Regions from separate parts of the Homo sapiens genome. Here all the other regions are linked to region 7. Evidence: chromatin contacts called from ENCODE Hi-C or POLR2A ChIA-PET data. All regions are on one chromosome and are shown on one strand. The core of a region is the stretch at or near the end of the contact, and the rest is flanking DNA. Distances in the headings are between cores, read along the strand shown. Region 1 has its middle 17 kb from the start of DYNC1H1. Region 2 holds the start of PPP2R5C (protein phosphatase 2 regulatory subunit B'gamma). Region 3 holds the start of DYNC1H1 (dynein cytoplasmic 1 heavy chain 1). Region 4 holds the start of WDR20 (WD repeat domain 20). Region 5 overlaps PPP2R5C (protein phosphatase 2 regulatory subunit B'gamma). Region 6 holds the start of SIVA1 (SIVA1 apoptosis inducing factor). Region 7 holds the start of EIF5-DT (EIF5 divergent transcript).

What was found. A loop is a pair of places that touch in the nucleus more often than their neighbours do. ChIA-PET counts read pairs that join two places held with the same protein, here RNA polymerase II (POLR2A). Pooled maps may share reads with other maps.
Region 1: a map of CD8-positive, alpha-beta T cell shows a loop between it and region 7 (13-fold over the local background). The contact joins the enhancer-like site here to the promoter of EIF5-DT in region 7. A Hi-C loop is called at or near these places in 2 of 168 maps with a recorded cell type or tissue (CD8-positive, alpha-beta T cell and naive thymus-derived CD4-positive, alpha-beta T cell) and 12 of 50 pooled maps. POLR2A ChIA-PET finds 5 or more read pairs at or near these places in 3 of 52 experiments (CD4-positive, alpha-beta T cell and activated CD4-positive, alpha-beta T cell).
Region 2: a pooled map shows a loop between it and region 7 (23-fold over the local background). The contact joins the promoter of PPP2R5C here to the promoter of EIF5-DT in region 7. A Hi-C loop is called at or near these places in 1 of 37 single-sample maps with no recorded cell type and 9 of 50 pooled maps. POLR2A ChIA-PET finds 5 or more read pairs at or near these places in 1 of 52 experiments (activated CD4-positive, alpha-beta T cell).
Region 3: a map of ascending aorta shows a loop between it and region 7 (4-fold over the local background). The contact joins the promoter of DYNC1H1 here to the promoter of EIF5-DT in region 7. A Hi-C loop is called at or near these places in 1 of 168 maps with a recorded cell type or tissue (ascending aorta) and 9 of 50 pooled maps. POLR2A ChIA-PET finds 5 or more read pairs at or near these places in 1 of 52 experiments (activated CD4-positive, alpha-beta T cell).
Region 4: a map of CD8-positive, alpha-beta T cell shows a loop between it and region 7 (9-fold over the local background). The contact joins the promoter of WDR20 here to the promoter of EIF5-DT in region 7. A Hi-C loop is called at or near these places in 2 of 168 maps with a recorded cell type or tissue (both CD8-positive, alpha-beta T cell), 1 of 37 single-sample maps with no recorded cell type and 12 of 50 pooled maps. POLR2A ChIA-PET finds 5 or more read pairs at or near these places in 2 of 52 experiments (activated B cell and activated T-cell).
Region 5: a pooled map shows a loop between it and region 7 (9-fold over the local background). The contact joins the enhancer-like site here to the promoter of EIF5-DT in region 7. A Hi-C loop is called at or near these places in 8 of 50 pooled maps. POLR2A ChIA-PET finds 5 or more read pairs at or near these places in 3 of 52 experiments (CD4-positive, alpha-beta T cell, CD8-positive, alpha-beta memory T cell and GM12878).
Region 6: a map of naive thymus-derived CD4-positive, alpha-beta T cell shows a loop between it and region 7 (26-fold over the local background). The contact joins the promoter of SIVA1 here to the promoter of EIF5-DT in region 7. A Hi-C loop is called at or near these places in 1 of 168 maps with a recorded cell type or tissue (naive thymus-derived CD4-positive, alpha-beta T cell) and 10 of 50 pooled maps. POLR2A ChIA-PET finds 5 or more read pairs at or near these places in 1 of 52 experiments (CD8-positive, alpha-beta T cell).

Annotation. Positions count from the first base shown.
Region 1 is chr14:101,946,153-101,949,643 of GRCh38, forward strand. No RefSeq gene overlaps it. Among named protein-coding and RNA genes, the nearest start is that of DYNC1H1, 17 kb to the right of the region's middle. RefSeq lists enhancers at 1-125, 1,448-2,109, 1,814-1,933, 2,234-2,423. Within about 2 kb of position 2,004, at least 33 of the 41 ENCODE cell types and tissues checked have a DNase peak (open chromatin) inside an H3K27ac peak, as active enhancers do; they include CD4-positive, alpha-beta T cell and CD8-positive, alpha-beta T cell, where a contact is called at or near this core.
Region 2 is chr14:101,759,987-101,763,449 of GRCh38, forward strand. It overlaps PPP2R5C (protein phosphatase 2 regulatory subunit B'gamma), which reads left to right and starts at 1,723. Exons shown (of 16, transcript NM_001352913.2): 1 at 1,723-1,934; 2 at 2,919-2,984. The coding sequence starts at 1,908. RefSeq lists silencers at 569-678, 749-898, 959-1,008, 1,469-1,628, 1,639-1,878 and 2 more.
Region 3 is chr14:101,962,162-101,966,174 of GRCh38, forward strand. DYNC1H1 (dynein cytoplasmic 1 heavy chain 1) reads left to right here and starts at 2,412. Exons shown (of 78, transcript NM_001376.5): 1 at 2,412-2,786. The coding sequence starts at 2,531. RefSeq lists enhancers at 1,965-2,104, 2,149-2,759, 2,760-3,369 and silencers at 2,245-2,404, 2,895-3,104.
Region 4 is chr14:102,137,997-102,141,540 of GRCh38, forward strand. WDR20 (WD repeat domain 20) reads left to right here and starts at 1,901. Exons shown (of 3, transcript NM_144574.4): 1 at 1,901-2,176. The coding sequence starts at 1,928. It also overlaps a transcript of HSP90AA1 not described here. RefSeq lists a silencer at 1,141-1,336 and enhancers at 1,937-1,986, 1,997-2,156.
Region 5 is chr14:101,817,892-101,821,866 of GRCh38, forward strand. The region is part of intron 3 of PPP2R5C (protein phosphatase 2 regulatory subunit B'gamma); the gene reads left to right. Among named protein-coding and RNA genes, the nearest start is that of PPP2R5C, 58 kb to the left of the region's middle. RefSeq lists an enhancer at 2,633-2,892. Within about 2 kb of position 1,825, at least 10 of the 41 ENCODE cell types and tissues checked have a DNase peak (open chromatin) inside an H3K27ac peak, as active enhancers do; they include CD4-positive, alpha-beta T cell and GM12878, where a contact is called at or near this core.
Region 6 is chr14:104,750,617-104,754,477 of GRCh38, forward strand. SIVA1 (SIVA1 apoptosis inducing factor) reads left to right here and starts at 2,531. Exons shown (of 4, transcript NM_006427.4): 1 at 2,531-2,703. The coding sequence starts at 2,586. All of the region lies in intron 2 of LOC107987209 (a long non-coding RNA gene), which reads right to left. RefSeq lists enhancers at 1,557-1,646, 2,350-2,851, 2,497-2,546, 2,557-2,626 and a silencer at 2,027-2,396.
Region 7 is chr14:103,333,046-103,336,548 of GRCh38, forward strand. EIF5-DT (EIF5 divergent transcript) reads right to left here and starts at 1,615. Exons shown (of 1, transcript NR_158216.2): 1 at 1-1,615. EIF5 (eukaryotic translation initiation factor 5) reads left to right here and starts at 1,192. Exons shown (of 12, transcript NM_001969.5): 1 at 1,192-1,215; 2 at 1,344-1,552; 3 at 2,608-2,887; 4 at 2,991-3,072. The coding sequence starts at 2,816. RefSeq lists an enhancer at 648-767 and silencers at 1,088-1,507, 1,648-1,697, 1,808-2,047.

The DNA of each region.
Region 1 (3,491 bases), core at 754-3,253, 1.4 Mb before region 7:
ACAGCCAGAGGGATCTTACAAAAACACCCATCTGATCCATTCCGAACACTGCCTAGCAACCACCATTCCGGAAATCAAATCGCTGCCCCGGCTACCTTCTCTCCTCTTGTGACAGGTCAAATCTTACCCAGGAGCCTTCCAACGTGCTATTTCACATCTTGCCCTGACTTGGCTTTTTTTTTTTTTTTTTTTTTTCCCCCGAGACAGAGTTGCGTCTTGCTCTGTCGCCCACGCTGGAGTACAGTGGCTCCATCTCGGTTCACTGCAACCTCCGCCTCTCGGGTTCAAGCGATTCTTCTCCCTCAGCCTCCCAAGTAGCTGGGATTACAGGCACCCGACACCACGCCCGACTAATTTTTGTGTTTTTAGTAGAAATGGGGTTTCACCATGTTGGCCAGGCTGGTTTTGAACTCCAGACCTCGTGACCCACCTGCCTCGGCCGCCCAAAGTGCTGGGATTACAGGCGTGAGCCACCGCGCCCAGCCCTGACCTAGCTATTGACTGCTTATCCTGGAGTCTAGGATCTCTCTGGTGCCAGATCTGAGACGCCCGCAGCCTCTCCCCTATCTCCAACCTGTCTCCCCCGCTAGATCGTGAGCTCTGTGGGAACATTGCCCAGGCTTGTCTTGTTCACCAACGTGCTTCCAGTGCCTGGCACTGTGCTCAACCCCTCCACGCCCTCGCTCAAACTCAATCGATGTTTGATAGAAAGATGAAGAGAGATTTGTTCGGTCAGAGAGAACAGCATGATGACAGAAGGAAGGCGTACAATCAAAAGCTGTGTGCAGGGCCAGGAGCGGTGGCTCACGTACTCCCAGCACTTTGGAAGGCCTAGGCGGGAGGATCACTTGAGCTCAGGAATTCAAGACCACCCTGGGCAACATGGCGAAACCCCGTCTCTACAAAAAATACAAAAACTAGGCCGGGCGCAGTGGCTCGCGCCTGTAATCCCAGCACTTTTAGGAGGCCGAGGCAGTCAGGAGTTCGAGACCAGCCTGGCCAACATGGTGAAACCCCGTTTCTACTAAAAATACAAAAATTAGCCGGGTGTGGTGGCGAGCGCCTATAATCCCAGCTACTCGGGAGGCTGAGGCAGGAAAATCGCTTGAACCTGGGAGGCGGAGGTTGCAGTAAGCCGAGATGGCGCCACTGCACTCCAGCCTGGGCGACAGAGCAAGACTCCGTCTCAAGAAAAAAAAAAAAAGAAAAAAACCACTAGCCGGGCGTGGTGACGCAGGCCTGTAGTCCCAGCTGTTCGGGAGGCTGAGGCAGGAGGGTCGCTTGAGCCCGTGAGCCGAGATCGCGCCACTGCACTCCAGCCTGGGCGACAGAGCGAGACCCTGTCTCAAAAATTAAATAAATAAATAAATAAATAAATAAAGGTGTGTGCAGGTAACAGCAAGTAGTCTTAAAAGAGTAGACCGAGGTGTGTGCAGAGGGCAACAGTTGGGATATTTGCCTCTGTCTAATTAGCACCTTTGGACATTTGCGTCAGGCTCTGTGCTGACAAAGAGCGCACTGACGACCACAGTAGGGCCCTGCCAGTCCTGTGATGGCACCCAGCATTTAAGTGTGACAGAAGCCACCCACAACAAGCTACATACTGCATATAATTTAAGGGGGTCACGGCCCCGGAAGCCCAGCCATGGACCACGGTTTAAGTACCCCTAGTCCAGCTGGAACAATAAACATGAAATGAGTGCCTGGCTTGGAATGCAAGCCAGGCCGTGACAGAAATGAGGAAGGAGCCGATGGTTTCAGAGGCTGTCGCGAGGAGAGGGCCTTAGAGGCAGGCGGGGGACGACAGCGGACCTAAACTTCTGGGCCCAGGAGAAGTTCGTTCTTTCCTCCAGGATACCTGGAGCCGAGTGCAGGATCTCAGCGAGAAATGCCCCAATCTCAAGGGCGGCACCGAGAGGTGACGCAAGCGGCGCGCGAGGTTGCGTCAATGCAGGACCGCCCCGCCTCCGGCCTGTGCATTGTGGGACCTAAGGGCACCTGTCAGACGCCCAATCTCGCGAGTGAGCGAGATTCACGCGGAACGCAGAGGTGAGAACGGGGAAGGCCCTCCTCAGCAGGAGTCCCGCCCCCTGAAGGGCATGGGCCAATCACAATGCCTCTCCTTCCTGGCCGCTGGGATTGGTCCGAGGGTGCACATGACCGGACTGCGGGACATGTGACCGTGCCGATCTAGGTCGTGTGACCCGTCTGGTGTAGTCCTGGAACAAGGGTTTTGCTGCGGAGGGAAACGGCCAGAGACCTCGATCTAAGACCGGGGTTTGGAGACTGGCGGGCCTCGGAACAGCAGAGCTAGCGGACTTCCGGTCTGGCCCTCTGCTCACGGCCGAGGGCAAGGCGGGTTAGGTCACTTGCTGAGGAAAGAGCTCAATATGTCACGTGTTCCTCTCCCAATGACGTGGACCTCAGTTCCCTCTCCAGTGAAGTGGGCACAGTGTTGCCCGAAAAAGGGTGCTCTGGGGCTTGCCTGAGACGGGACGCGTGGAAATGCCCTGCCGAATATGAATGGGGCGATGGCCTCGCGGGACGGAGCAGCCCAGGAAAGCTGACCGTGGGCTGGGTTGTGGAGCGGAGCCCCAGGGCCTCGGCTGACTTAGCGGCCAGTCGTACATAGTGGGTATGCGGCGGGCCCGACGCCAGTCGTTGTGGACCACTGACTTGTAATCTTTACGACCTCAGTGAGGGTCAGAAGTGTCCGCGAGCCCTGTAGGCGAGGAGAGGCCTGGCTGAGGGCGCACAGCCTGGAAGGGGAGAAACTAGAGCTGGACTCTGCTTGACCCACAGACCCTCCGCCAGGTTGCCTTTGCGAGGCAAGAAGCGAAGGTTGGCGAGCCAGCTGGGAGTACCCACCCCCTCCATGCCTGGTGGAGTCACCCAAGCCCCAGCGACACCCCGGCCTGCCCAAGGTACTGGTGACCCTGGAGGCCGGGGCCCTGGCTTCTCAGTCAGGGTCTCCTCCCCATGGCGGCAGAGCTGTCTGGCGTTTTGAGCCCTTTACACCAGGGGCAAGAGGGCTGCAGGCCAGAGCCAGCAAAAGAGAAGAAGCAGAGGGAATGAGAAACCTAGAAGGTGGAACGGGAAGGAGGGAGTGAAATGGGCAAAGGCCTCCAAAAAAAACAACTTCCGCCTCCTAAGTTTAGTGCATTTAACTCTATAAATATCTATTGAACACCTACTGGATGCCAGGCACTTTTCTAGGCACTGGGCAGCTAGCATTAAACAGAAGGCAGAAACCCCTGCCTTCAACAAAATCTATGCTGTGTTGAATAAGTGATACAGGGAAAAGCTAAAGATGGGGAGAGAGGTGGGAAGGGTATAGAGGATGGGAAGAAATTTACAAAAGAGGCAGGGAGGGCTTTACTGAGAAGGTGACGATGAAGGAAGTGAAGGAAGGGCATTGCAGGCCAGGGGCTCATCGTGTGCAAGGGCCCTGGGGTGGAAGGGATCATGCAGTGGCGTGAGTGTGGGTTTGA
Region 2 (3,463 bases), core at 473-2,972, 1.6 Mb before region 7:
TCTTTCAGCTTTCTCATTGCAGAACTGCTGAGAATAATGGAAAATGCTTTGCCTGGAAACTTCCAAGAACAAAACTCCGGGGGCTAAGAGAACGCGATGATTTTTAAGCTGCCAGTTAAGATGCAGCTCCTTCATCATCACAGGTGAAGCACCAATGCCTCTCGCACGTGAAATCCGTACGCTCCTAGAGTCTTACTACCTAATGCATTTCTGCAATCTGGGACGCCTGTCCTTAGCGTCTTCAATAGTTTTGGGCACGAGGTGGACCGCGGAAGTATTGTATTGAAAAGTTAACGTTTTTCCCTTGGACACCCTCTCCTCACAGCTATTAACAAGCTGAGAGAAATCAGGTGACTCCCAGTCATGCAGAGGTTTCCTCACCATTTATGATCAAGCCAAATTAAAGAATAAAAATAAAATCCTATTGGCGCAGCGGCCACCAAGTCTTTGAGGCCTCGCCTCGGTGGGCGGGGCCGACGCCGGAGGAGAGGGGCTGCGCATGTGGGCGTGACCTCGCGGAAGGAGCTGCGGAGGGCGGGGCCGACTGGAGAGGGGCGGGGCTGTCGGGTGGGTGGGACCTCGCGGCAAAAGCTGCGGAGGGCGGGACCAACCAGGAAAGGACGGGACTGTCGGGTAGGCGGGACCTTGCGGGAGAAACTGCGGAGGGCGGGACCAACCAGGGAGGGGCGGGCTGTCGGATGGGCGGGACCTCGCGGGAGGAGCTGCGGAAAGCTGAGCTGGTGAGGGGAGGGGCTGGTCGAGGGGAGGGGCTGGTCGAGGGGAGGGGCTGGCCGAGGGAAGGGGCCGGCCGAGGGGAGGGGCCGGTCGAGGGGAGGGGCCGGTCAAGGGGAGGGCCCGGCCAAGGGGAGGGGCCGGTCGAGGGGAGGGGCCGGTCGAGGAGAGGGGTTGGTCGAGGGGAAGGGCTGGCCGAGGGGAGGGGCTGGCCGAGGGAAGAGGAGGGGAGGGGACGGGCTGGTCGAGGGGAGGGGAGGGGAGGGCAGGGGACGGGCTGGTCGAGAGAAGGGGAGGGCAGGGGACGGGGTGGTCGAGGGGAGGGGACGGAGGGGAGGGGAGTGGAGGGAGAGGAGGGAAGGGGAGGGGAGGGAAGGGAGGGGAGGCGGGGCCCAGCGGTGTCCCGCGAAACTGCCGCTCGCTCGGTTCCCGGGCCTCCCCGTGCGCCTCAGTGCAAAGCGTGCCAGGCACTCTTGACTGCAACGAGAGCCGCGGCGGTGAGGGGGCAAGGCCAAGAGGCCACGGTTCGCGTTTCGCCGGCTGCAGAAGTTGTTGCCATACATTTCAAATGTGCATTTCCTACGTCTCACGCTCTGTCTTGCGCCTCCACAGCGGGCCACGGCCCTGTCACCGCAGTCGCAGCCACATGCTCCCTCCCCTGAGTCGGCTCAGCTCTGCTCAGCGGTCAGCCCCGCGCCAGGAGGCCGCGGCCTGCCTGAGGCCGGCTCGCAGCGACTCGGGACGGAGGGCGGGGGCGTGAACGGGTCGCGCGGAGAGGGTGGGGGGAGCGGGGAGCGTTAGGGTACGTGGGGGCGCGTCGACCAATGGCAGGGCGCTGTTGAGTGCAGCGGGGCGGGGCCGGGCGCGGGGGTGGGGCGAGCGGCGGGCGGGGCGGGGCGGCCGGCCGGGGGGTGGGAGGAGAGGGGCGGGGCGGGCCGGCCGGGGGAGGGGCGGAGAGACGCCGCCGCTGCCGCCGCCGCCGCCGCCGCCGCCGCCGTGGCTGCCGCAGCCTCTGGGAGTCTGGAAAAGGGGAAGCGAGAGCAAGCGAAAGACTCAGTCCCCGGGCGGCGGCGGCGGCGGCGGCCGCGGGGGCGCGACGGCCGGGGCGGGGGCGCTGCTGCTGCGGGGGCAGGCGGCGGCAGGGGCGGCGGCGGCGGCGGCGGCCCGCTCCAGCCATGCCGAATAAAAACAAGAAGGAGAAAGTGAGTCCGGGCCCGGCCGCGGGACGGAGGGAGCAGGGAGGGACTGCCGGGGGAGGGCGCGACGGCACCGGGGTCCTGCGCCCGGGCCCCGGCTCAGTTCCCCGCCTGACGCCGCGGGCTTCGCGTCCCCGAGGGCGGCCGAGCCAGGCATCCCCGGGCTTCTCTCGGCCTCATGCCCGGTGGGGGCGGGGAGCCCGGGGATCGCGCCGGAGCCGCGGGGCGCAGGCCCGGGCCGCTGGGACCTTCGTGATGGGCCGGGGCTGGGCGTGGAGGGAGGGCGCGGCCCGGGGAGGGGGTCGGAGGGGCGCCCGTTTCCGACAGCGCGCCGTGGGCTTGGGCGGGCAGGTGCGGCCGCCGAGGGGGTTCGCAGCCTCGCAGGCTCCCGGAAAGGAGCTTCAGGGATGGGGGCTGTAGACGCCTGGGGAGGGACCCCTGTACGGGGGAAAGGGAGCGAGAAGGGACCCCGCTGAGAGCTGGTAAGGAATTCTCTGCCGCCCCGGAGGGACGCTCTGGGGCTCTCGAACACTATTATTATCCTGGGTGGCGGCGGCGGTGAGGGCTGCGAGCAAGGGTGCTGCGTTTGCATTCGGGGGGGCGGGTATGTTTCTGCTTCAGGTGGAGCTCTGTAGCGTTTCATTATCACCCCAGAAATCCTCACTCATAGGGTTTAGGGTGGGAGGGTAGAAAGGGATGTGATGTGGATCTCAAAATGCCAGAAGCACTGTATAAAATTGGATTTATCTGTTTTCTGCTTGAAGTTTTCAACCTCAAATGCAGATAAAACGAAAAGAATCTGAATGGGGGTTGGGGGGCATTGCACTGTTGGAATCCTAAACGGTATGATATAGAATTTCCTAATGGTATGAATTAAAAATATCAGAAGCTGTAGTTGTATAAATCACTTTTAAAACTGCATTTGGCTTATCTGATGTTTACCTGTCTAAAAAGTGAGAAGACTAATTGACTTTGCTTGATGTTTACCAGGAATCACCAAAAGCAGGGAAGAGTGGAAAAAGTTCAAAAGAAGGACAAGACACAGTAGAATCAGAGGTAACTGTCATCAAATATTGACTTTGTATTTTATACACAGCTTTTAACTTCAGGTAGAAAAACCGAGAGTGATAAAGCCTAGAATCTTCTAAAATGTTTCCCTATGTGAGGTTTTTTTTTTGTGGTGTCTTTTATAACCCTCAATTTTAGTTGTTTAGGTATTTACTGTTTTGCTTTGGAAAACTATTAATGATTTTATGAAAATTGTGCTTGCCTATGGGGTTTGTTTGTGGGTCTTTTGGGGTTTTTTTTGTTTTTTATTTTTTTGAGACGGGGTCTCACTTTGTCACGCAGGCTGGAGTGCAGTGGCGCAATCTCTGCTCACTGCTACCCCTTGCCGCCCAGGCTCAAGTGATCCTCTTACCTCAGCCTCCCAAGTAGCTGGGACCACAGGAACATGCCACCACACCCAACAAATTTTTTTTTTTTTTTAATAGAGTCTCACTCTGTCACCCAGGCTGGAGTGCAGTGGCGCGATC
Region 3 (4,013 bases), core at 1,162-3,661, 1.4 Mb before region 7:
CTAGAACGAATTCTCTCTCCAGCTTGCCCTGCCCCCTGCCCTGCCCAGAGTCTGTCCAAGCAGACTCTACCACAGACAGGAGAAAGCTGAGGCAGCAGAACAAGAGACGGGAGAGGCCAGGTTTGGGTGAGGGGCCCTACCCCCACCAGGGTCAGCTTGGGGTGTGCTGGAGCCAGAGTCCTGTGCCAGGAGGCAGAAGGGGCACCTTGAAAGAAGCTCCCCACACCCTTCAACCCTGGCACAGCCCAGCCAGCCACCCAGGTAATGCACTTAAAGTGCTCAGCACCCAGTCAGCGTTGACCACTCTTCTCGTTATATATTAAATACAACAAACATCTTTCAAGAACAAAAAGCAAGCATGTTTGGTCCATTCATGAATCCTTGTACACTGATTGTTCGGGTTCTTTCAGTTCCCATCCACTTAGAAATAACAAACATGTTTCATTTTGAGCCTATCCTACAGGGCCGCAAATCCGGAGCCTGCAGTTTGTTCTCTTGGCCTGGGGCCAGGTTGCAGATGTTTGAGTCCCTTGGATCCCTGAGTGGCTGCGTCTCCCAGTCTGGTGCTGACTCATGGTGCAGCCAGCATGCAGCCTGCCCATCGGCCAGGTCCCTGCAGGTTTCTGAGTCTCAGATGGTGGATGGCCTATTCAGAGTTCACAGATCTGCACCTAATAGACTTTCCTCTTTGTCCCTCTTTCTACCCCTAAAGTACATGTGAGGGGAAACCCTCTGCATGGTGCCTAGCACGCAGTGAACACTCAGCGTTCGCTGTCAGTGGTGTGTTATTATTATTCATTACCATTAGGATCCTTGCACAAACTCATCGCAGTTGCCTATTTATTTTTTCCAGGAAGATTACTCGGAACTGCTTAGGCACATCACACCAGGGCGGACTGATGGAGAGCAGGAAGATGGGGTATTCATCTGTCCCCTCTTCCACATGCTCCTTAAAGACAAGAATCATCTGATTAGTCTCCGTGTTCCAGCAACCCCCTGGGACCCAGCAACCGGTAATTAGGCAAGGAATAAGCTTATTGTATGTTTCACAGTTTTTCAAAGATGATTTGGGAGAATCAAATCATACCATCATCATTCCACCAATCAGGACTCGGCACTCTGACAGTGCACTTTGATGTTTAAAAAAAACAAAAAAACCAAAAAAAAAAAAAACGCCATTGGCTTCCCTCTCTCCACCCAACTTAAGAAAGAAGTTATGAATGTGAACTTTCAAAGGCCAATTACTACCCCTTAGAAGAACCTACCATCTCTAAACTACAAAGATGGGCAGCCTGGATTCTATTATTTTTATTATTTTACAAAATTCTTAATTTTTAAATACACATAGATATAGGGTCTCGCTAGGTTGACCAGGCTGGTCTTGGAACTTCTGGCCTCAAGCAATCCTCCCATCTCAGCCTCTCAAAATGCTAGGATTACAGGTGTGAGCCACCGCACCCAGCTGGGCAGCCTGGATTCTGGCTCTTATGTAGTCATGGTGTAGGGGAGGAGGTCGTGGTGGGTCCGAACTAGGGGGAAACTTGGTGGGCAGGCAACCCAGCCCCTGCCTTGTACGGACCCAGATACTGAGGCCCACAGAATGACAGTGCCAGCTCTAGGGGGCTGGAGGAGAGCCATTGCTGGAGGTAGCTGTTCTCAGTAGGTCTCCCTCTTGGTCCTCACAGCGTCCTCGGGGACAATGATTTTTGTCATTAGGAACCAGATCCCATCACAGCTTGGCTTTACGTACAGTGAAGGTGTCATTCCTGGCTTAACCTTACACTGCCCCGAAGGCCCCCTCCCCAGCTGTCCGTTTCCAGCCTGGCAATGGGACTCTCTGAGCACGCCCCTCATCTCCTCCCCCTCTGAAAAGTATCCTCAATCTCCCGGTCTATATCTAATAACACATCTGTCGTGCCTATATTTTGGTACCTGATACGTAGTCATTCATTCATTCAATGAGAGAACATTTAATGAGAGGTTAAGGGGCTTAGAACAACGCCGGGCACAGGCTAAGCGCTCACTAAACGTTAGCTCTCGCCAATAACATCACTGATTCACTATAAAGTTTCTCTGGCTGTGTGCTATTCGCTGCGTCCACAGCAGTGAAGAAGACAGACGCAGCCCCTGACCAACCTCGCCAAGCCCGGGCGCCGAGCCAGGACGTTGAGCCAAGTCCCCATCTCCTAGGACTCGCAGTGCGGAGGCTGCGGGCCCCGACCAGCGCCGAGACTACAAGTCCCAGAAGGGCGCGCGGCGACATCGCCGGGCCCGCCCCCCGCGCACGCGCGGCGCCGTGACGCTAAGGCCGCGAGCGAGCGCGGGTGGCTGCGGCGGCTGCGGCCGGCGGGGCGGGGCGGGGCCACCTGGCAGTGGCTGCCTTTAGGGCGGAGCCGGCTCCCGCTCTCCTCAGTCTGCGGTGGGCTAGCGGACGGTCCGGCTTCCGGCGGCCGTTTCTGTCTCTTGCTGGCTGTCTCGCTGAGTCGCGGCCGCCTTCTCATCGCTCCTGGAAGGTCCCGAGCGCGACACCATGTCGGAGCCCGGGGGCGGCGGCGGCGAGGACGGCTCGGCCGGATTGGAAGTGTCGGCCGTGCAGAATGTGGCGGACGTGTCGGTGCTGCAGAAGCACCTGCGCAAGCTGGTGCCGCTGCTGCTGGAGGACGGCGGCGAGGCGCCGGCCGCGCTGGAGGCGGCGCTGGAGGAGAAGAGCGCCCTGGAGCAGATGCGCAAGTTCCTTTCGGACCCGCAGGTCCACACGGTGCTGGTGGAGCGCTCCACGCTCAAAGGTGCGGGGCCGCGGAGGGCAGGGTCGCCAGAGCCAGGCCTCGCGGAATGCAGGGCCTGCCAGGTCCTCCGGGGTCGCAGATGTCCCCGGGATGGGAGGAGCCCGGCAGCTGCAGATGACCCCTGGATGGGCAGAGCCCGGCGGCCGCAGACGTCCCGCCGGCCGGGTCCCCAGGGCCGCAGACGCCCCGCAGAGGCCGGCGCGGCGCCCGGGGCTCGCCCTCGCCACACCCACTGCCCGGCCCGGAGCCCCCAGGGCGCCCCGCTCCTGGTCGCGGGGAGGGGAAAGGGGTCCCCGTCTGCCGTCACCCAAAACAATGGGGTCGCTTTGTCTGCTCGGGCCTCTCAAGATGGCCGAGTTGGGTGGAGACAGCGTCTCCCTGGGCTGAGAGCGGGCGAGGCCGCATCCCTGCCTCCAGTGTCACATGAGCTTTTCGGTTTCGATTTGTGTCCAAGCCAAGTGGCCTTCGGGAGGGATGTGTCGGGGGCAGACCCGCGGAGCTGGGGGCAGCCGGGGTTCTGGTTCGGGAGGAGGTCGGGCGGGTGTCCCAGCCCTGCCTTGTGGGGACCCAGAGGCCGAGGCCCACAGAGCGACGGTGCCAGCCCCGGGCCTGCGAGCATCACTGTTGTAGGTGGATGCTCTCACAGCATCCTTGCTGAACGGGTGTATCCTGATTTTACACCTGAGGAAACTGAGGCTCAGGTTAAGTGATTTCACCCAAGGTCACCAGCTAATCTTAGTCCTGAGACTAGACTCAGTGTCTCAGCTCCCCATCCACTGCTTGTTTTCACTGATCATACCTCATATTTGTTTAATGCTTCGATGATGTTAATGATAACCCTGTAATATTTGAGTCTAATTTTACAGATTAAAAAAAAAAAAAAAGATTCAGGTTAGGCACCTAGTAGGGGGAAGAGGCTAGAGTTAGCGTGTTCCAGCTGTCTCCTCAAATAATGATCGCCCACCAGCAAGGTTACATTCATCTAAGTCTGGGGCTTGCCTGCAGGCAGGCTTTCTCATGGATTCATTACAACCACTTTGTAGCCCATTACAACCACTTTGGGTGTGGCGTGTCCATCTAAGAACCTAAGGATGATGTCCAAGGTTAGCCTCTAGGGATTGGAGATTGTCTAAAAATATTTGCCAACAAGCTTCTTAAAATTTCAAAAAACTGTATGGTTCTCTCAGTGAGAGACCCTGTACTGTCTGCCCCATCCTTAACACACAC
Region 4 (3,544 bases), core at 651-3,150, 1.2 Mb before region 7:
GCGAGACTCCATCTAAGAAAAAAAAAACAAAACTAAACCAAAGGCTATGCATGAGACAAAGTGAACAGTTTATTACTGTGATTATAATAAAATGTTGAATTTATATAGGGTAAAATCTTGATAGAATGCTTGAATTATATAGGTATTATGGGAAATACAATGTTATGGTTAATTGAAGAATAATACAAAATTTTGTTTTAACTTTTGCTCGCTGGGTTTTTTTCCCCCCCCAAAAATTATACTTTTTTTCCTCTTGATAATTAGGAAACACAGATAAATTATTTTTAGATGATTCAAGATGCCACTATCCTTCAAGTTGATTATTGTAAAATACGTGTTTTCAATGTAAAATAACACAGTTATGGAGTTTGGGATATAGCCATGGTAACGACAGAACATACCCTGGTGTTTTAAGATTAGGGAAAGTCGGATAACATCAAAACAATTCTAAGAAAAAATTTTAAGTATTTTTCAGGCTCTATTAATTAAGAAGTACTTCAGTGCTTTTTTTTCTTTTTTTTTTCCAACACTACAAAGGCTAAAGATGTTATTATCAAATGTATTACTACATCATTGGCACAGTTTCTATTGGTATCTACTTGCTTTTTAATACGGAAGATGTTTATGATTTACACTCCTCCTACTTTAGAAATTCTCTCCATTCACTTCTTTTGTGCCCCTCCAGATATAATCTGAACTTCCAGGAATAGATCATTCTTGGTGTTACAAATGTTGGCTTCCCCCCTCCCTGGAATTCTATTAGAATGTTTCTGTCACTTTAGAAGCTTTCTTATTCTGGTGTAACATGCCAAGAAACCCAGGTATAAAATAGTGATTGTTGAATCTTACTTTGACACGTGTGCCCGTCCTTATAAATCTAGACCCTGTACATTACATGCATACAACTATCCCTATGGATCTACTAGTAAATAATCTCACAGACTCCACCTGAGGCTTCTGGAAAAAAAAACAATTACCTTAAATTTTATTAAGAGCTCTTCGTAACCTACTGAGCAAGATCAGTGAATCCTAAAAAGATTCAGTCCCCGGTTCCCAAAGCGCTTCCCCGCCCCGTGTTTCTGAACAGCTGGAGAGGACAAACCTCCGCTAAGAAGCGGAGGCCGCCAGTGCTCATCACACGCAGGAATTAGGATATCTGGCTTGAGAACACCTATGCTGTACCACATTCTTCTCTCCCCCTACCCCGCCTGAAATAAAACATAGTGAAGCGTAAATCTTGAGTCCCTTGGTACCTTCTCAGAAACGGCGGCGAGGAGGCTTCAGAGGGGCTTCCTGGGCGGGGATCCAGACGGTCGCGCGGGTATTCAGCACTCTGGGCGGGACAGTCCCTGTCCCGAAGGGAGGGCCCAGGAGGGGTGGAGCCGTCCCCGCCCGAACACGGGGGCATCCGCGCTCCCCGTAGGGTACCCCGCGTGCTGGCTCCGAAGCGGTGGCCGTCGGGGTGGCGCTCTTCCTCCGCTCTTTGGGGTCCCGGCGCCCCTCAGGGCAGGGCGGGAGACCGCTGAGGAGGCACCCTCAAGTTCACCTCAGGCTCATGACACCAGCCCCGCCGCGGTTCCCCCTGACCGGCTTTCCGCTGGCCCTGGCGGCTGCGGAACGGTCAACTAGACCCCACTAGCTGAAGCCGGCATCACCTGGGAAGCAGCCATGCCGCCCGGAGGCCACACCCGGGGGAGGAGCCTGCGGACGCCCAGTCGGGTGGAGCACGCCAGGTGAGCACGCCTGCGCAGTCGGGCCGTAAACAAGCCCACCCCTTCCCTTTGGCCCGCCCTCGCAGGGCTGGCCCGCGGGTGGGAGGGGCGAGAAGGAAGAGGCAGGGGGTGGGGGAAGAGGGAGCACCAGGAACAGCGCCTGCGCGGTGGGCGTGATCCGGGCACTTAGGGCAGGATGAACGCTGCTTTCCAAGATGGCGACGGAGGGAGGAGGGAAGGAGATGAACGAGATTAAGACCCAATTCACCACCCGGGAAGGTCTGTACAAGCTGCTGCCGCACTCGGAGTACAGCCGGCCCAACCGGGTGCCCTTCAACTCGCAGGGATCCAACCCTGTCCGCGTCTCCTTCGTAAACCTCAACGACCAGTCTGGCAACGGCGACCGCCTCTGCTTCAATGTGGGCCGGGAGCTGTACTTCTATATCTACAAGGGGGTCCGCAAGGTACCGACCCGGGCGTCACCGGAGCCAGCCAGCGGCGTAGGCAGAGGCCGGGAGCAGGGCGGTGACAGTGGGGCCAGGGTGACCGAGAGGGGTGGCCGTCGCTCTTACTTTTGAGTGGGCCGGTAACTCCACTGGGGTACTCCTGAGGAGAGGGGATTCAGGAGTAAGGAGGGTGGTGGCGGTGGCGTTTCGAAGGGGTGGGGGCAGTGGAAAGGGACCGTGGGGCGCGGGGGTTCTGGCTGGGAGGCTCCCGGGGGAGCCGGCTGCGTCCCCTCCAGCCTGGTCCATCAGGCTCTGACATGGCCAGGGAGCGGGCCTGCGAGTCCCCGGAAGAGGTGAGGTGGCCGTCTTGTCTGCTTCGATTGCCTCGCCTCCCTGGAGGGTTGGAAGTCTCGCCCTGGGTTAGAGAACAGGGACGCAAGACGGCTTAACAAGATCTCTGTAAGGCGGAACCGGGGCCGGGAAGCGGAGCATTGAGACTAGGTCAGAAAGAACCTGCTCGGCACGCAGGGCTACTCCACCTGCTGCCGCACTGACACTTCCTAGGAGCCTCTCCTGGTGTTAACATTTCTATTTCCAAAAACATCCGCGGGAGGACGGCTGTCACTGTCTCCGCCGTGGGGACCTTCTGAAAGATTGTTAAGGAGAGTCATCTTGTCCCTTGTAGTATGCGAAGGGCTGAGTACTACAGTTGAAATGATGTTTCCAGTGAACTAAGCTGGTTCAGAGGGGTTGTGTGAGAGTGCCCAGATTAATCTTGTCCAACAAGTCAGACTGTGTCCCAAACAGGGAGTGATATGCTTTAAAAGCTGCTTTAAAGGGACCATCCTTCTTGGCGGGCGAGTTACCGGTAATTCTGTGAAACATGTAAGCATCCTTTAAAAGTATCTCTTTAAAAGCAGCCATTTATTAGAGTTTTTCTTTCATTGGCTATGTAACTATGTTTTCACTGAGAATTGCTTATTTTTGAGATTGTAGTCTTTGACTTGATGTCATGGAAGAGTGAGGAAATTAATGCATCCCACAGCACCTCCAAATAGGACAAGGTGATAAAAGATTAAGTCGTAAATGCATGTTAGCATGAAAATAAATTGTTCATATTGAAGAGTGAACATTCTTCAGGATTTAATATAGCCAGATCCAGTACAGGATTTTCGCTTGTTACAAGAGCTAGGGAAATGACAGTGGTATCTAAATGTAGCAAAGTTGTTTCTTTGATTCAGGGTGAATCTTTTTTTCTTAGTCTTTATGATAATAAGTGTACCACTGTATTTAGGGTATGCTGTTGGAAGTTATTAAGGGTAAATCGCTTGACCTTTTTTTTTTCCTCGTTTGGAATTGCAAAAGCTCGAAGTAGTCTTCAGTCTA
Region 5 (3,975 bases), core at 575-3,074, 1.5 Mb before region 7:
GTCTCTTTCGTAGGTCACGTATGGTACTCTAGGGCCCCGCCACTTAGCCATAATCTGTTTTCTTTTTCTCCAGCTGTATTATCTGTATTTGTTCATCTCAAAGCTCATCTGTCTCTCTCTCTCTCTTTTACCCAGCCTTTTCATCTCTTGCAGTTTGCTTGGCATTTCACCATTTGGAAGAAATTAGTATCATCAGTACCTCTGGAGTTTGCACTATGCTCTGCTTATAGATTGTGTATAGTTACCTGCTAAGATGGTCCTAAGCACATGTCCACGGCCTCAGTTCAGAGTATACTTAATGCTCCCTATTCAGTCTTTCTGTTCCCGTGCTCCAGTCCGTGAAGTCTAGAGTAAAATAAGAAATTGGCATTTATATACATCTCCCCTCCTCATCTTTAACTCTTTTGAAGAAGAGAGTTTTAGTATCACATTCATAAGAAATTTCATCTTTAAAAGTTGGTATTACAGGCGCAGTGCCTCACACCTGTAATACCAGCACTTTGGGAGGCCAAGGTGGGCAGATCACCTGAGGTCAGGAGTTCAAGACCAGCCTGGCCAACATGGTGAAACCCCATCTCTACTAAAAATACAAAAATTAGCCAGCGTGGTGGCGGGTGCCTGTAATCCCAGCTACTAGGGAGGTTGAGGCAGGAGAATCACTTAAACCTGGAGACGGAGGTTGCAGTGAGCCGAGATCACGCCACTGCACACCAGCCTGGGCAGCAGAGTGAGACTCTGTCTCAAAAAAAAAAAAAAAAGTGAGCAATATCTGTGGTTAATCTCAAATAGGGTGGCTTTCCGTGTCATTTCCCTTTAGTTGTTTTTAAATGCAGATGTTGCTTTAATTAAATAATATTTGAAATAAGTGGGGTCCCAACTATAACCTTATATCTTATTGTTTTTAAATGTTGATATTTTGGTGTTTTCAGTAGAATTTGAGCTGTTAACAGTGATTAGGTTTTTTCAGTTTGTCATCGATGTATGTGACCTCGTTATAATACACATGGATTTTTGTCTGCTGGTTGTGTTACTCATGAGCAATGTGTTCTAATTATGGTATTTTAACTTATAACTTATGAAAAAGTTATGTTTCACTCTAGGGAACAAGTCCTGAAGAACCCTCAAGCCCTAAAGTACCACCTCCACTTCTTCCTGAGTTGCTGGTTCTTATTTTTGGTGGGCTTCAAGGAAGAGGTGGGTGGTGAGGGTGTCTGTATATGTGTGTTTACATTTGTAGACAGTTTCTGTACATGTATAATTAGGAATGGGTTGTCGGTTTTGGTTTTTTTCCCAGCTTTATGTAATTGGTCAGACTTCTCAAAGGGGGGTAGCACTTGATAATCGCTCTCTTGGAACTCTGAAGCCTTTGCATGGAGCAGTGTTCACCCTGGGCAGCCTGTGGCCCCTGGGGTCACAGAGCTGCTTTCCAGGGGGTTTGCAAGGCCGTCACTGCCTCATAAGATTACCAAGATCTAATTTACCTCTCACTGTGTGGACGTTTGCCCTGGTGGTGCAAAGGCAATGGTGAGGAATATGGCGCCTTTCTTTCATCGAGCAGGACAGCGGTGTTCAGCTAGCAACACACCAGTCTGACCCAAGAATGTCCTCGATAAAGCATGAAGTTACTGGTTTTTTAAGTCTCAACTCTTTTGTATACCTTTTTAATTTTGTTTTTGTTTGGGTTTGTTTTTAGTTTTGTTTTTGTTTGGGTTTGTTTTTAGTTTTGTTTTTGTTTGGGTTTGTTTTTGTTTGGTTTTTTGGTTGCTCAGGCTGGAGTGCAATGGCGCAATCACAGCTCACTGCAGCCTCAACCTCCCCAGCTCGAGCATTCCGCCCACCGCAGCATCCTGTGTAGCTGGGACTACAGGCAAGCACCACCACACCCAGCGTGGTTTTTTGTTGTTGTTGTTTTGGTAGAGCTGGGGTCTCACTGGGTTGCTCAGGCTGGTCTCAAACCCCTGGGCTCAAATGATCCTCCTGCTTTGGCCTCCCAGAGTGCTGGGATTAGAGGCGTGAGCCACCGCACCCAGCCTCCTTTTTAATTTTGCGTGACGAAATGCAGAGTTCACATGAAGCCGTTCTAGCATGCTGGAGTGTGATGGCCGTCTCGAAGAAAAGCGCCCATGTGATGTGTGAGTTATGAGCCAAAATAGCCACTTTTTCCAGGAACTTTAAATTATGAGAATAGTAATGTAAAATCATTTTTACTTGACAGAACAAAAAGCAGACAAACTGTGGATATTAAGACTTAAATATTTGGCTGATATTTTCTAGAAAATCTATGAAGTGAGCTTATCAATTGAGGGGAAAACAACTGCGACACTGTTTTTGGCCCATGGTAAAATTTGAGCTTTCAAGAAAAATTTGAACTTTGGAGAACTTTTATCTGCCAGTGTAAATGTGGCAGCTCCCAGTGCCACAGACTCTTCTGCTGAGAGGGGTGGTGACATTAGCAAGTGGGGTTTCTTGATGTATACGGTGGAAGGTCACACACCACATGCAGCAGTGTGTTCTCAGTGACCAACGAACGATGCTACAAACAAGCGTGGGTGAAGAGCCACCAAAGTGTAAGACACACTGCCGGGTGTTCATGTAACTGACAGGTTCATCAACATGGTTTCAGATTCCTCATTGCAACTAATCTTTAAGGAACTATCACTTGTTGAATTTTAGCATAGGCAAAGAAGAACATCGGCAATTTTTTGAGAAGCATTGAAACCTCCCTTTTCCCACCAGACGTGTCTGTCTGAGCCTGGGGTGTTTCTTTACATATACTTGAACCAGAATAGCATATCACAGCAAGTTGAACACAGAAGCATGTCGGCAGATCCGCCTGTCTTCTGTTGAGTATTGAAGATACATGCAAAAATGTACAACATGGCCATTTTCTCGCTGGTTTCTTTTTGAAAATAAGGTTATTTTCATAAAATATTACTTAACATGAAGTGAACCTATTGCTAATTTAATGAATAAGTAAATATTTTTAAAATTTTCAAGTATGGTCAGTATCAATGGATATAACCCCCATAATCAAAGCTCTTTAGGGTTCTCCATACTTTCTAAGAATGTAAATAGGTCTTGACACCAAAAAAATGGAAAACACGTGGACTTGGAAGTTTTTCTCGAATGGGCTGGATGTGACCCTGACCCTGTTTTTACCAAGCCTCCTTGGTTTTTTCCCTCTTTTCTCTAAAAAAAAAAATAAAATAAAAATAAAAATAAAAAAAAATTAAGTAGTCAGTGGAATCATCTAAACTGGTCTCTGGGACCATGAGAGCTGAGAGCATCCGGAGCCCACCTAACCCTGAGCCTTCCTCTTGCCTTGGTCAGTTTCCTTCTTTGTTTTTCAAATCTTTTTTTAAAAGCCATTTTCAAGTAATCAATTAATATGTGAATACGGCCCCATTTACATTTTTTCTTCATTGCAAATAAAACTGAAATTTTCCCTAACCTTATCCCCTGAGATTGGTCTACCATCCCCACATCTCAAAGTGACTGCTGCCTGGAGTTTGCTGTGTGTCATTCCAGACCATTTTCTCCCTGTGGGGGGTGGGTGGGTGGGTGTGTGTGTGTGTGTGTGTGTGTGTGTGTGTATTTATCCACATAAATAATATAAATATGTATTTATTCACAGAGTATATAGCATTTTTTGTTTCATTTCTTTAAAAAATTGACATGAGAGCAGTTTTAGTAACAAAAACCTTTTATACGTTTTTAGGATCTTGGTGGCGCTCTCGGTTCATAATGCTCTGAGTTGGTGTTACGTCATATTATCCTGTATTGTACTGTGTATACATACGTTACGTAAATGCTTAATGTGGTCTCGCATGTTTTTCTGTGAATTTGGCTTAAACTTTCAGACTAGGCATCTAGGAGGTGGCGGCAAGTGGAAGGTGGAGCTGTCACAGACACTCGGCCCCCGCAGCCTGTGCATAGGTGCTCTAGGCTAATTTTACAGGTGTGATGACCGGGCCA
Region 6 (3,861 bases), core at 1,281-3,780, 1.4 Mb after region 7:
CTTCAGGAGTGGAGCTGCAGACCTTCACAAGGAGTGTTACAGCTCTTAAGGCAGTGTGTCTGGAGCTGTTCATTCCTCCCGGTGGGTTTGTGGCTTTGCTGGCCTCAGAAGTGAAGCTACACACCTTCCCAGTGAGTGTTACAGCTCATAAAAAGTGTGGACCCAAAGAGTGAAAGAGCAAAGCCCCAAACATGTGGCAGAACACCAACACGTTCCCACTGCCTGCTCGGGCGGCCTGCTTTTATTCCCTTATCTGGCCCCACCCATATCCTGCTGATTGGTCCATTTTACAGAGGGCTGGTCTGTTTTACAGAAAGCTGATTGGTCCGTCTTGACAGGGCGCTGATTGGTGTGTTTACAATCCCTGAGCTAGACACAGAAGTTCTCCAAGTCCCCACAGAGCACTGATTGGTGCATTTACAAACCTTGAGCTAGATACAGGGTGCTGATTGGTGTCTTTACAAACCTTGAGCTAGACACAGAGTGCTGATTGGTGTATTTACAGTCCCTTAGCTAGACATAAAGGTTCTCCAAGTCCCCACCAGATTAGCTAGATACAGAGTGCTGATTGGTACATTTACAAACCTTGAGCTAAACACAGAGTGCTGACTGGTGCGTCCACAATCCCACAGCTAGACATAAAGGTTCTCCAAATCCCCACCAGATTAGCTGGATACAGAGTGCCCATGGGTGCATCTACAAACCTTGAGCTAGACACAGGGTACCGATTGGTGAGTTTACAAACCTTGAGCTAAACACAGTGCTGATTGGTGTATTTACAATCCCTTAGCTTGACATAAAGGTTCTCCAAGTCGCCGCTAGACTCAGGAGCCCAGCTGGCTTCACCTAGTGGATCCCACACCGGGGCTGCAGGTGGAGCTGCCCGCCAGTCCCGCGCCGTGCGCCCGCACTCCTCAGCCCTTGGGCGGTCGATGGGACCGGGTGCCGCGGAGCAGGGGGCCGCGCAAGAGCCCACGGCAGGGGGGAGACTCAGGCATGGCGGGCTGCAGGTCCTGAGCCCTGCCTCGCGGGGAGGCAGCTGAGGCCCGGTGAGAATTCGAGCGCAGCGCCGGCGGGCCGGCACTGGTGGGGGACCCGGCGCATCCTCCGCAGCTGCTGGCCCGGGTGCTAAGCTCCTCACTGCCTGGGGCCGGTGGCTCCGATTGCGGGGCCCGCCGAGCCCACGCCCACCCGGAACTCACGCTGACCCGCAAGCGCCACGTGCAGCCCGGGTTCCCGCCCGCACCTCTCCCTCCACACCTCCCTGCAAGCTGAGGGAGCCGGCTCCGGCCGCGGCCAGCCCAGAGAGGGGCTCCCACAGTGCAGCGGCGGGCTGAAGGGCCCCTCGAGCGCGGCCAGAGTGGGCGCCGAGAGCGAGCGAGGGCTGCCAGCACGCTGTCATCTCTCACAGGGCGAAGCCCACGCCACAGGACGGGTCGGTTCTGTACCCGCCGGGGCAGGGGAGAGCCGCCTCTGGTGAGCAGAACCCCGGAGAAGGGACGACGCGGGTGCACCTCGCGGCATGGGGACACCAAGTCAGACGAACCCGCTGTGCAAGAACATTTTCCACACAGCGGCGCATACCCCCGCCCGGGGGCGCTCGGCAGCCGCACGCGGCCCTCAGAGCGCAGCCCCCACACGCCTTTACTTCTGGAAGGCGGAGACCGCCACAGTGAGGAGCTAAGCCAGCTGAGGCAACACAGAAAAACCCCCGTTCCTACCCAAAACCAAAAAGCGGGGCGCGGAGGCGCGCGCCTGCGGTCCCAGCTACCGGGGAGGCCGAGAAGGGAGGATCGCCTGAGCCCGGGAGGCGCAAGCTACAGTGAGCCGAGACTGCCACTGCACTCAGTCTGGGTGACAGAGCGAGACCCTGTCTCTAAAGGGGAAAAAAGAGCTAGGAAGAAGCGGGCTGCCTCTTAACTTCGGAGAAGTAAATGAGGAACTATAACCAGTGTCTACCGTTTAGGAACCAAACAAAAGCTGACAGGAATCCCGCCACCGACCCAGCCGCCCCAGACTTTGCCCTGGCCTATCCCGCGCCGCTCCTCAAACTAGACCCGCCCCGACGTCGCCCTGGCCTATCCCACGCCGATCCTCAAACGAGGCCCGCCCCCGATGCACAAGCTCCGCCCTCGTTGCACCGTCCTGACCCTCGGCCTCGCCCCCGCCCCCTGGCTCTTCCCGCGCAGCCGAATGCCGCGACCTGGCTCCCACCCTTCGTCGCTTCGCGCCGCATAGGAACCCCGCCCCTAGTCTCTCCTCCCGCCTATCCTGAGCGGCGCGCGCACAAATCTCTCCCACGGACCCGCCCACCCTGATCCTCAACCTGGCCCCTGGCCTTTCCCGCGGCGTCGAGTCCAGTACACCGACGCACGAGTCCCACCCCCGATCTCTCCCTCGGCCTATCCCGCGCCGCTCCGCGCAGGAGTCCCGCCTCCCACTTCGCCCGCAGCCTATGACGCGCCGCGTCGCTCCCTCTCCTCAAACCCGCTCTCGCCCGCGGATGGGCGCGCAGCTGTGACGTCACGGCGTCGTTGGTAAGGGGCTGGCGGCCGGGGAGCTGCGTAGCTCCCGGCCCCGCGGCCATGCCCAAGCGGAGCTGCCCCTTCGCGGACGTGGCCCCGCTACAGCTCAAGGTCCGCGTGAGCCAGAGGGAGTTGAGCCGCGGCGTGTGCGCCGAGCGCTACTCGCAGGAGGTCTTCGGTGAGTGTCGGGCGGGCTGCCGAGGGTCCGCTGCGTCGGGGCCTGGAACGGGCCGGGCCTCAGCGTCCCCTCTGAGGCCTGAGCGGGGGGCTGGAGGGCCCTGCTTTCTGGCCCCGCGTTCCCGGAAGCTGGGAGGCCGCGGGGACACAAGCTGGCCACGCCCAGGGCTGGGGTCAGTGAGGGGGATGTGAGGACCCCAGCGTTCGCCCACCCTGTCCAACAGCCTGAAAGAAAAGGGTCCCTGCCCCTAGCCCCCGCGCCCTCTTCCACGATCCCGGTTAGTCGCCGCCCTGCAGTGAGCGGCACCCGCCTGGTGCTTTCTCAGGACTGTCCCGTGCAGGATGTCCTGGGAGAGGTTGGGGAGCGGGGCGTCCTGCATGGAGTCAACCCGAAGAGTGCCCCTCCTGTCCCAAGAGGTATTCATGGAGCGCGCGGCCCTGCCAGGCACGGCGGCTTTCTCGGGAGACCAAAGGCAGGCAAGACAGATGTGCCCCGTCTCCCGGGAGCTCCCCAGCCTAGTTGGGGAGACCAGCAGGAGGAGTCGCCACAGGTGGTCGGGGCAGGCACAGGTTTGTGCAGGCGCACCTGCAGGGATGGCACGGAAGGCTTCTTGGAAGAACAGTCTGAGCGGAATCCTGTGGGGGCGAGTAGGAGTTAGCCAGGCAGAGGAAGGGAAGGAAGAGGGCGAGGCAGAAGCCAGGCAGCAGGAGAGCGAAATAGGACTCCGTGTGGCTGCAGTGTCCAGTTCTGGGTGGGATGTGAGGGCAGTGAGCTCCCAGGCCTTCTCTGGCTTTCTCCTGTGGATTTCAGGCGTGTTGATCTTATTGATCATCACTCTGACTGGGGTGATTAATACCCTGGGGCAGGTAAAAAGTGGAGCTTACCTTGCCTAGTGATTGGGACACAAAGTCTGCACCTGTAGAGCAGTTAGAGGATGACCCGGGGTGTGTGATTTACCTGGTGCCGCTTGTGCCTTGGGAATGAGGGAAAGACTCTGCCTCCCGAGGTTCCTCTGTGCGGTGTCTCCAGTGTGCTAGGGCTGTGAAAGCGAGTGCTATTCTGGGCCATGGGGAGGTAAGGGGAATGATGCCGTGGGAACTGTGGCAGGACCGCAATCGTGTGCCCTCTCAGGACAGTTGAAAAATTCAAACACTGTGC
Region 7 (3,503 bases), core at 365-2,864:
GAGCCACCACGCCCAGCTAATTTTTTGTATTTTTAGTAGAGACAGGGTTCCACCATATTGGCCAGGCTGGTCTCAAATTCCCGACCTCAGGTGATCCGCCCACCTCAGCCTCCCAAAGTGCTGGGATTACAGACGTGAGCCACCGCGACCGGCCTAAATAATAGTAATTTTCAACGGAATACATTGGAATCTCATTATAAATGCCTGCTCTGGGCTACGATTTGCTTATCAAAGAATTCACAAGTCATAAACTAGAGGGGGTGGACTCGACGTGATGCCCACTAGGAGAAAGGTGACAAGAGAAGCACGAAGGATAGCGCTTTTCAACCCTGGGAGAGCAGGGAGGCCTTCACCAGAAGGTGGGAACCCACCACGAAGCGCCTTCAGGAGGCCCCAGGATTCCAAACCAATTAAGGGCCTCCTCTTCCGAAAACGGGAGGCGACGCGCTGAGCTAAGCGCGCAGGCTGGGTTGCGGGCCGACACCGAGGCGGCGCGGCCTCGCGACCGCCCTGGGCGGTCACTGGCGAGTCACGGACTCGTTCCGCCAGCGGCCAATCCACCCCGAGTCCGAAACAGAAGACGTCCCTGGGATGAAAGACCCAGGCCTGGGGCTTAAGGTGGAAAAACAACTCATTCCTCGAGGCCCGGAGTCGGGCGTCCCGGGAGAACGGGAAAGGGAGATGAGCGCCCGCTGCGGGGAGAACGCGGTCGGGTTCCTCTCCCCGAAGGTGGCAGCCGCAAAAACACGGCCTCGAAAGCAGTTTCGAGGACGATGGCTCCTGCGTCCCGGGAGTCGCCATGACGCCGCGGCCTGTCCCAGACCCGGCGAGGGAGGGGACCAACCACCATCTCCCCCTCAAGGCCCAAACCGACAAAGAACGGCCCCCGGTACCCCGGCCCCGCCACCAGGGCCACTCCGGGTCTCGCGAGACCCAAGGGCTGCGCCGCGAAGACCTCTGGGAAAGGCGGGGGGAGGGGAGAGGAAGGAAGCGAGACCGGGGCTGGAGGCGGGCCGAGGCCGCGAGTTGAGCCTCAGGAAGCAGAAGGGGCGCGGAAAGATGCGATTGACGTCGCAAGCGAACCAATGACGAGCGAGCTGTGGCAGGCCTCCAGCCAATGGGCAGTGAGGCCTGACGCGGGGGGCGGACGCTGGGGCCGAGGGTAGCTTGAGCGCGGCGGCGGCGTTGTTCAGTCAGAGCGAGAACATTCCAGAGGTGAGTCCGGTGAAGGGGCGGCCCCCTGCCCGGTGCTTCCCGCCCCCTCGACCCCTCGGGCCGCTGGCTGGCGGGGAAGGTGCACTCCCCGACCGCCCACGGCTCACGGCGCCGTCTCTCCGCGCCAGGTCGCCCAGCTCCGGCGCTGACGGGTGTGGACCGCGGACGTCGCTGGGACAGCCCCTCCCCGCTGCTCGGCGGCGGCACCTGGCCCGGCCGCTCCTCGCTGCGCTTCGCCTCCGCCTCCTCGGACTCGGACTCGGGTTTATATCGCGCCTCACTTCATCCCAGTCCCGGGCGAGCAGCGTTGGGTTTATGTCTTTATTTGACGAAAACGGTGAGTCGCGGGCGCGGCGGGCCAGGAGATGGCGGCCGCACAAGATGGCGGCGGCCGCCGCGTGACCCCGCCGCGGCGTGTGGCGCAGTTTGGGCGGACGGCGGGCGGGCGCGGGCCCGGGCGCCGGCCGCCCCCTCCCCGCGCGCTCCCCGGCCCGGCCTCGCCCCCTCCCCGGCATGGCGGGAGCGCGTCGCGCGTGCCCGCCGCTCGGGCTGACTCAGGCTTCAGCTGCTGCATTTGTGAGTCATCGCGCGCTCTGGGGCGGGGGCGGCCCGATCCCGGCACCCCTCGGCCGTGTGTCGCTTCCCGGCTGTGCACCCTCCGGGGCCGCCGGCTCTCGGGGGACGCGCTGGGGATGGGGCCAGACGCCCCGGTCGCGCGCCCCCCTCCTTCGCGGAGCTGCCCGGTTCGCCAGCCCCCGCGGAAACGCCTCGGAGCGCGGTAGCCATGGGGACCAGGGCGAAGGTTAACCGAGTATTTGAATAGCGAGGAAAAGGGAGGCCGGGGCGAGCCTGGCGTTCGCTCGCGCTCTCTTGCTTAATGGCAAATTGTGGGCGAGCGCTGCGTTTAAGGAAGTGCTGCTTTGAAGTAAGCCATGGTTGCCGAAGCAACGATTAGTTGTAGAGAACAGTTCCCTAGGTTGCCCTTAAAAATGAAGACGAACGGGGGTGTGCCTGAGAAGTTTGCTTATCCAGGCGGGGTGGGCGGCGGAGAGGGCTCGGGTTCGTTCTTCAGCACTTCCAGGATGGCCGCAGAGGCAAACCTGCTGATTGCCCTCGGTCTGATGGAATCTCACGGCGGCTGAGGCAGCACAGCTTGTGTTTTCTTGTCAGGCATTTCCCTACCAGTCACAGCTTAGTCGAAATGGAGGCCTTTTTATGTTCCCGCAGATTGTACTGTGTTACATGAGAATGGCTGTTTGCATGTGATCTCAGATGCTTTTTAAGGTGGAGTTAAGCAGAAGCATAACTAGGATGTAAAAAGGAGGCGTTTCCATCCAGCGATGATGTTAAACCTGGGGGGATTTTTGTGTGTTCTTTCCCTTTTTCTTTCAGAGCTGTTGCGCAGCCATTGGTACCTGTATTGGGGAAACATAGCATACAAGCAAGAAGCTTACAGCCTCAGTGGCGAAAATTTTTTCATGTCAGAGACCGAGAACTCTTGCAGTCGTTTATGTCATCCCTTCTTCTCCAGACAGAAGATACCAAAAAGTTGCAATCAAAGATCTCTTCATCTTATTGATAAAGCCACTAATAAGCCAAAATGTCTGTCAATGTCAACCGCAGCGTGTCAGACCAGTTCTATCGCTACAAGATGCCCCGTCTGATTGCCAAGGTAATAAACTGCTCTTCAATTTAGTTGATAGCTCTTTTTGTAGAATTTTGAAGTTTGCATTTGTCAGGGGAAACTGCACAACTAAAATTCTTATTTCCTTTAGGTTGAGGGCAAAGGCAATGGAATCAAGACAGTTATAGTCAACATGGTTGACGTTGCAAAGGCGCTTAATCGGCCTCCAACGTGTAAGTAAAGCTTGGAAAAGTCCACAGGGCATATTATGGATAGAGTCTTCAAAGTCTTTGAGCTGCAAAACTTGTTCTAATTGTATGCTAGCTAATTACCTTACAAGTTAAGTGAGGAACCGTGGTTTATTGGTTGCCATGAGTTTACAAAACTACCAGGGGAACGCATTTAAAGAGTGGATGGCTGGGCGCGTTGGCTCACACCTGTAACCCCCAGCACTTTGGAAGGCTGAGGCAAGCGGATCGCGAGGTCAGGAGTTCTAGACCAGCCTAGCCAACATAGTGAAATCCTGAGTCTACTACTAATACAAAAATTAGCCAGGCGTGGTGGCATGCGCTTGTAGTCCCAGCTACTTGGGAGGCTGAAGGGGGAGAATCGCTTGAACCCCGGAAACGGAGGTTGCAGTGAGCTGAGACCACGCCGTTGCACT